Regions from separate parts of the Homo sapiens genome. Here region 2 is linked to region 1. A link is a contact called in ENCODE Hi-C or POLR2A ChIA-PET data. All regions are on one chromosome and are shown on one strand. Each heading gives the region's core, a stretch centred on a gene start or an enhancer-like site at or near the end of the contact. The rest is flanking DNA. Distances are from core to core; before and after follow the strand shown.

Region 1 (3,357 bases), core at 450-2,949:
AGGGATTGCTGGGGACCCTCAAGGATCCTTAGGGTGCCCTGGGGGGCTGAGGCACAGGTGAGTCCACCTCCTGCCTCCGTTGAGGGGGCCAGCAGGGTCGCTTCTCCAGCTTGGGGACAGCTGCTGAGGACTCGATAGCGGTGCCGCTTGCCTGCCAATTTGCCCTTGACGATCTGGGAGCCAGAGAGAGGCACATGCCGCCCATTGAAGCTACAGAGAGAAACAGGGAGGGCAGAGGCTTAAGTGGAACAGGAGAGGGAAGGTTTTTTGATTTTTTTTTTGTTTTTTTTTGAGAGAGTCTTGCTCTGTTGCCTAGGCTGGAGTGCAGTGGCATGATCTCGGCTCACTGCAATGTCCACCTCCTGGGTTCAAGCGATTCTCCTGCCTCAGCCTCTCAAGTAGCTGGGATTACAGGCACCTGCCACCACGCCCAGCCAATTTTTGTATTTTTAGTAGAGACAATTTCACTATGTTGGCCAGGCTGGTCTTGAACTCCTGACCTCAAGTGATCTGCTCGCCTCGGCCTCCCAAAGGATGGGATTACAGGCACCAGCCACTGCGCCTGGCTGGCCTCTGGTTTTTAATAAAACATGACTAGAGTGACTCCATCTTAAAGTGAGTAGCTAGGCACTTACAAGGTTCATGCTTATGGCCTGAAAATAACCACATCCCAGGCTGACCACCAATTATAATTACAGAATATTTATGGCCATACAGAACATGTTCCACCAAGCCTGCAGAATGTCCAAATGTCCTAAGAATGCAGCCCCCATTACTTAAATATAACATAAATGAGCAAGCTTAGGTTGCAGGATTAATGGTCGTGGATAACACCAATAGCCCCTACCTTTAGTGAGCTTATCTGCACACTCCAAGTTTAACTATAGTTCCTTATAGTTTCTTATAAGTAGAAATACTAACAAAGGGCTGTGGGTTTCTCCCCCTGCTTTCTGAGGACACTCTACTCTGTAAAGGAGTAGTTTCCAATAAACTTGTTTCTTTCACTGTGCTCTGTGACTCACCTCTAATTCTTTCCTGTGACAAATTCAAGAACCCGCTCTTGGGGTCTGGACCGGGACCCTCTTTTCCGTCAACAAGACCACTCACCATTCTGGGGCAAAGTCTGCAGGGGCCTGAATAAGCCACAGCTCCGTATCTGGACCCGTCAGCGCCTCCAAGGAGAAACGAGGGGACTCTGAGGCTGGGGGCTTCGCGGTAAAGTTGGGGGGACAAGAGAACCGAGCAGCATCTGCAGCAGAAGGGGAAATGGGGTCGACTGACACCTCCTTGCCGGTCCAATCTTGCAGGGCGCGCCTATCGGTCCATTGGTCTTAACCTCGTGAGCACTCCAGTCCCCTCAACCTGGTTTCTCCTTTCTGCCCACCTGTTCCCCAGGGGCGACCTCAATTTCACCGATCCAACCCCTGGGGGCGCCTTGCTCTCCACGGGTAGCCCCCCACAAGATAACCCTCTCTCCGTTCGAATTCCCGTTCGCCCACTGGGAATGCACGCTCTTCGCAAGTCCTGCTTGCAGGTACGCCTCCTTTTCCGCCCGAACCCTCTCGGACGCCCCTTTCTCCTTCCACCAACGCACCCTCCGCACCCCGTCAACCCGCACCCTCACCGCCGGCCTGGGGCTCCTCCATCCTGGGACCCACACCTCAGGCAACCCTGTAGCCCGGGCTGCTCGCACCAGGTTGCAGACCACGTGGATCCAAAGGGGTAGGGCATCATCCGGGAGCGCCCAACTGGTGCGGGAGCGCGGGGGTAGGCATTGCTCGACTCCCGATCTGCAGGAAAAACTGGGGAAAATTTCAACGTGTGCAGAGCAGAAAACCGAGGAAGAAGTCTTTTTCCGAAAAATGTATTCCCGAAAGCCGCTGATTCGCTGTATTGCTGGAGTCAGAGGCCCGTCGGGTCCCGATGGGTCGCCCCCATCGTCTGTCCAATATGGTTTGTTGCAACGCCTCCTTAAAGGGGCAGCCACACTGCTCTTCCTAAGCCTTAAAGAGACAGGACGGTCGATTGGTCTGAAATTCTTGAAGAGACAGGTAAGAATACTAGTTAGTAGGGCTGTGCTTTCTGTGTTAAATGTCTTCTGGGGAGGCCCAGATGCCTCACAAGTTCAGAACTTGACTGGGAGAAGCGGGAAAATGGAGAAATAGGGGCAATCCGTCCGGAGGGCGTGAAGTTCCAGCCAGGGGCGGGGCTTCTGGACTCCGGGGGAGCGGGAAACATAGGGGGAGGAGCTTGTGGTTCTCGAGGGCGGAGCCTCGGACCCAGGAGCCCCACACGCGTGGAGTGGTGCTGGGCACGGTGTAGCGTTTGTGGATCAAATGGGACTTGTAGATGCCCTCGGGGGTTTAGTCTCATGCGTGGGAAACCTCGATGACTTTCAGGAAGGGACCTGATCGGCGACTCCTCCCTGCCCCAGGGAGCGTGTAAACAGCGGCACGTGGACACAGATTTGGGGGACGCACCCACTTCCCTTCCCACTGGGGCCGCCCCGCGTTGGGCGGCGGTTGGAGCCGCGAGACGGTGGCTAGACAGGGTGACCCGACTGCATTCCTGGCCAGTGTGTCAGCGCCACTTCCCGCCCCCTCTGCCAAGATTTAGGATCCTACTCCAGAATTGGGGCACCCCTTCTCCCCAGGTGGGAGAGGCTTTCCAGAGCGGAGGGAGGGTCAAGGGGAAGGGGAAATGTTTCCCCTATCCAGGATCTCCAGACGGTTTCCTTCGCGTGGGCGAGAGAGACACCGGGGTGCAGCCCCTGCGGGCTCCAGGACTACAATTCCCACAGGACCCGAGGCAAAGAGTCGCCCGAGGGCGGTCGCGGAGGCTGCTGGGGGTTGTAGTCCAAACTAAGATTTTGAACTCTTGCTGGGACATCCTTTGAAGATCCAACCCGCGCTTTTTATCGACGGGGAGATTCGGGCTCAGAGACCCTGGGGGATACTGATCAGGAAAGGGGATAGTGCGCCTGAAGGGGTGGGGCAAGGGCTCAGGAGTCAGTCTCCAGCCACAGCGAGGCAGGCGTCTCGGCTCTTCTGTATCTCCCTGGCCTGGTCGCTCTCGGCTTCTGGGCCTCGCCCTTCCTGTCTGTGAAATGGACTCTGGGTGAATCCAAATGGGATCGTCTTGGGCTACGTCCTGTCCCTCCGGGACTACAAGTCCCAAGGTGCTCGAGGCGACCTTGGCTCCCCCTCCCCACCGGGACCCGCCTCCCTCCAGCCCAAGTCACGTCGTCTAACCTGTTCCCAGCTCCTGCCCCGCCCCGTTCTCCGCTCCCCAAGCCGGAGCCCGAGCTGGAGGAAGCCCCCAGGTGCCAGGATCTGCCCGGATCCGTGAGTTTCACCC
Region 2 (3,357 bases), core at 565-3,064, 4.2 Mb before region 1:
CGTCGACCCCACAAACCCCCCCCAGCCCCCGTTCCGGCGACACAGGCTATGGGGCCAACGCCAGAGGTCCACATGGACGCCTCCTCTTCCGTAGACACACGGGAACACATAGGCCCTGAACTTCATGGGGTGGTGCAGAACAAGTTGGGAGCAGGAGGAAGATCGGTTCCCAAGCGGCAACGGTTTGGGGGGTGGAGAGAAGAGGGAATAAGACCTGGGGAAAGTACCAGGTACAAGTGTGAACAAGAACACCGACCATCCCCGGGGGTTGAGGTTCAAATGCATGGGCCCATGCAATGCCAGGTATGTGTGCAAACGGGTATCCAACTCACCCGTGGGGAAGAAAAGATATAGACGGAGGAATCCCACACGGAAAATCCTGACACACTTGGGGTTATGCCCTGCTGGGAAATCCAGGTGTGTTGGGGGGGAGGTGCTGGGGATAGGTGAAGTGTGAGGGCGCCACACCAATAAGCAACAGGAAAGGGGCAGATTCACAGGTGAACACGCTGCCAGCCACGCACGCACAGGGCCCACGCTCAGACACACAAACACACACCCGGGAAACATCCGACTCTTCCCATGCAACGGCACCAGTCCGTGGCCAGACTCAAGAGGGCAAACGCTCCACTCCTTGCGATCAACTAGGATTCTCTGCCTTTGGGGGTGGGGGCATTAAAGGGGGCGTGTCCCAGACGCCTGACCCCCTCCCTTACACACACACAACCCCAGCTTAGGAAGGGGGCGGGGCCCCGTGCCCACTCTGCGCGCGGAATTCTTGGGGGGGCGCCTAGTGGCGCGGCCTCGCACAGTCCCGGAACAATAGGACCTGAGAGGGGGTTCGCGCCCCCCAGATCTGCGTTCTAATTCTTCTCTTCTTCCCACCTTTGCAAGAGCAGTGCCTGGGGCGCGGGGGGGAGGGGTCACCAAGCCGGGAATCCAAGGATGGGGGGAAGTCCAGGCCTTGCTTCGCCAGTCCCTCCCACCTTCCCAAGGCCTTCCCGTCCGAAATTGTTTTGCACCCCCATTTTCCCGCTGCAATTCTCCCTTTGCATGCCGGAGCTGGCTTTGGCGGAGTTTGCAATTTGCAAACTGGGGCGGCGGCGTTGTTACAAACCGAGGAAGGCCGCTCCCTTGCAAGCCGGAGGGGAGTTTGCGATGCACGCGTCGCCGGGCGGGCCCGGCCCGGCCCGGCCCGGCCCGGCTGGGCTCCCACCCCTTGGCCCCCTTCTCTAGGCCACCCTCAGCTCCTTACCTAGCTTTCGCTGACCTCTCGTAACTCCATCCCGCCCCGGCGCCGAGCGGGTCCCCGAAGCCGGCGCTGGGGTAGTTCCTGTCCATGAATTGGCCGCGGTGGAAATTGGGGGGAGGGGGAGGGAGGGAGGGAGGGAGGGGGCGCGCGCGCGCTCTCCTCCGCCGCCGCTCCCTCCGCTGCTGCTTTTTTTTCCCCCCTTTTCTCTCTCTCTTTTTTTCTTTGCAGCCGCCGAAGGCCCGGGAAGGCCCCGGGCGGGGGAGGGAGGGGGCAGGGGCGGAGGGGCGGGCAAGGGAGGGGGTGCAGTCGCTGAGCCAAGGAAGGGGGAAGGGGGGTTCCCCCTAGAGGAGGGAAGGGGGGAGGAGGGACCCCGCTGTCTCCGCCTTTGCCCCGGCGCTTGCGAGAGAAAAGGGGGGGCGCGCGCTCGGGAGGGGGCGTCCCGGGCGGCCCCGGGGTGGGTGCAGGCGCTGGGTGCTCGCTCTCTCGCCGCCGCCGCCGCCGCCTCCTCCTCCTCTGCGCTCACGGTGCAGCCATCTTTGCACAAGGCGGCTGGGGGAGGGGGGAGGGGAAGGGGGGGCGGGCGGCGGGGTGTCTGGCTGCGCTCCGCTTCCTCCCACAATCCCGTGCAAATGCAAAAAAAAAAAAAAAAAAAGGGAGAGTGAGAGAGAGACTGAGCGCGAGCAGGGCCTGGGGGTGTAGGGCGCGTTTGCACAGAAAACCAGTTCCGATGCGCCCGGGATCGCAGTTCATTTCATTATTATTTTTTGCATTATTTCTGCTTTTTTTGGTCTCCTTTCCGAAGGGTTTTTATTTAGGGGAACAGCTCAACTCCAGCTCCCTGGGTGCAATGCGAGCCTGCCCGCACCGAGCGCGCTTGCAAATATGCCCCCCGCCCTTTCCCTGGGTTACGAAGTGCCCCTGTACCGCACGGGGAGTGCACGAAGACACGCGTGTGCACAGGCGGGGCTCTGCGTGTGCGTACCCTGTGGCACTGGAGGGGGCTGTCAGGTCATATCTGCCCATACACAAGATGGCACAGCCGGGGCTGGGCTCCTGGGTCCGAATTTCCCCGCGCGTCTGCCTACCACGGGGGCGGAACTGACCAGTGCCCTCACGGTCAGGAGAGTGTGGGGGCCCGTGAGGGGCCAGGACACGGGAACACGTTGCCGAAAACATGTGTATATCCATACGCGGCGGAAACGCGTGTGCCAGGGCAGGCCTCGGGCCGGATGACCCCTACTCCCACCATTCCCCACTCCAAGTCCAGCTTCGGCGTCTATGAGGCCTAGCGGCTTCCGGAATCCGGTATGAATCAGGGGCACGGTTCGGAGAGCCGGGTCTCGAAAGCAGCTCTTCAGTGAGGCCTCCTGAGGCTGCAAGAGGAAAGGCACACTAGGGAGTCAAAGATCTGGCTGTTTTTCTCCCCCCTTCAACCAGGACCACTCCGACCGCCCTTGGCGTCTCAGCCAATCCAGGACCCTCTGGGCACAGGCCCCACCCTCCTATACGGCTCCACACATACAACGCTGGGCCACGCCCCTAGACCATTGCATGGGGCCCCGCCCCCGCACTCCAAGCCCCGCCCCAGGTAAGAAGGCCCAAATTCCAAGTCCCGCCCCTGAGCCCAGGTTCCTCCTCCAACGTGCCCACCCCTCTGCGCCCCGCCCCCGGGCAGAAGCCACGCCCCATACCTGGTGTAGGGGGGTGGAGGTGCGTCGTGTACCCCAGAGGCTGCCAGCGCCTGCTCATAGGTGGGGAGGCCTGGGGGTGGGGGTGGGGGTGGAGGCAGGGGCGTCGGTGGGCCCAGAGGGTTCAAAGGACTCAGAGGGCTAATGAGCCCGGCCCTGGGGACAGCAAAGGTACAGTTAGCAGAGGCAACTTACAGGATACCTAGACTAGGGAGGAAGAGAGGGGATCTAGGAGACGGAGACTCAGGGTGACACTGGGACAGAGCTGGAAGGGAGGTGGACTTCAGAAAAGGAGGGTCACCTTCAGCCTAGCCTTACACACAGAAAAGCGCCTCAAATGACAGGCAGCTGCACACAGACAGGTAGACACAGAAATCAGCAACCACAGAGACACACTCTTATTCAGACACACTCATG

Evidence for each region. Hi-C counts contacts between places; a loop is a spot of excess contacts on that map. ChIA-PET counts read pairs that join two places held with the same protein, here RNA polymerase II (POLR2A). Pooled maps may share reads with other maps.
Region 2: a pooled map shows a loop between it and region 1 (6-fold over the local background). The contact joins the promoter of PRR12 here to the promoter of POLR1G in region 1. A Hi-C loop is called at or near these places in 5 of 50 pooled maps. POLR2A ChIA-PET finds 5 or more read pairs at or near these places in 2 of 52 experiments (GM12878 and common myeloid progenitor, CD34-positive).

What each region holds. Positions count from the first base shown.
Region 1 is chr19:45,404,986-45,408,342 of GRCh38, reverse strand. It overlaps POLR1G (RNA polymerase I subunit G), which reads right to left and starts at 1,699. Exons shown (of 3, transcript NM_012099.3): 1 at 1,625-1,699; 2 at 1,108-1,249; 3 at 1-210. The coding sequence starts at 1,646. It overlaps ERCC1 (ERCC excision repair 1, endonuclease non-catalytic subunit), which reads left to right. Exons shown (of 10, transcript NM_001983.4): 10 at 1-1,009. PPP1R13L (protein phosphatase 1 regulatory subunit 13 like) reads left to right here and starts at 3,274. Exons shown (of 13, transcript NM_006663.4): 1 at 3,274-3,344. RefSeq lists enhancers at 2,423-2,622, 2,593-3,357.
Region 2 is chr19:49,589,639-49,592,995 of GRCh38, reverse strand. It overlaps PRR12 (proline rich 12), which reads right to left and starts at 1,814. Exons shown (of 14, transcript NM_020719.3): 1 at 1,256-1,814. The coding sequence starts at 1,341. PRRG2 (proline rich and Gla domain 2) reads right to left here. Exons shown (of 7, transcript NM_000951.3): 6 at 2,944-3,096; 7 at 1,992-2,625. The coding sequence ends at 2,607. RefSeq lists enhancers at 76-155, 643-1,142 and silencers at 1,126-1,375, 1,536-1,865, 2,726-2,885, 2,896-2,995.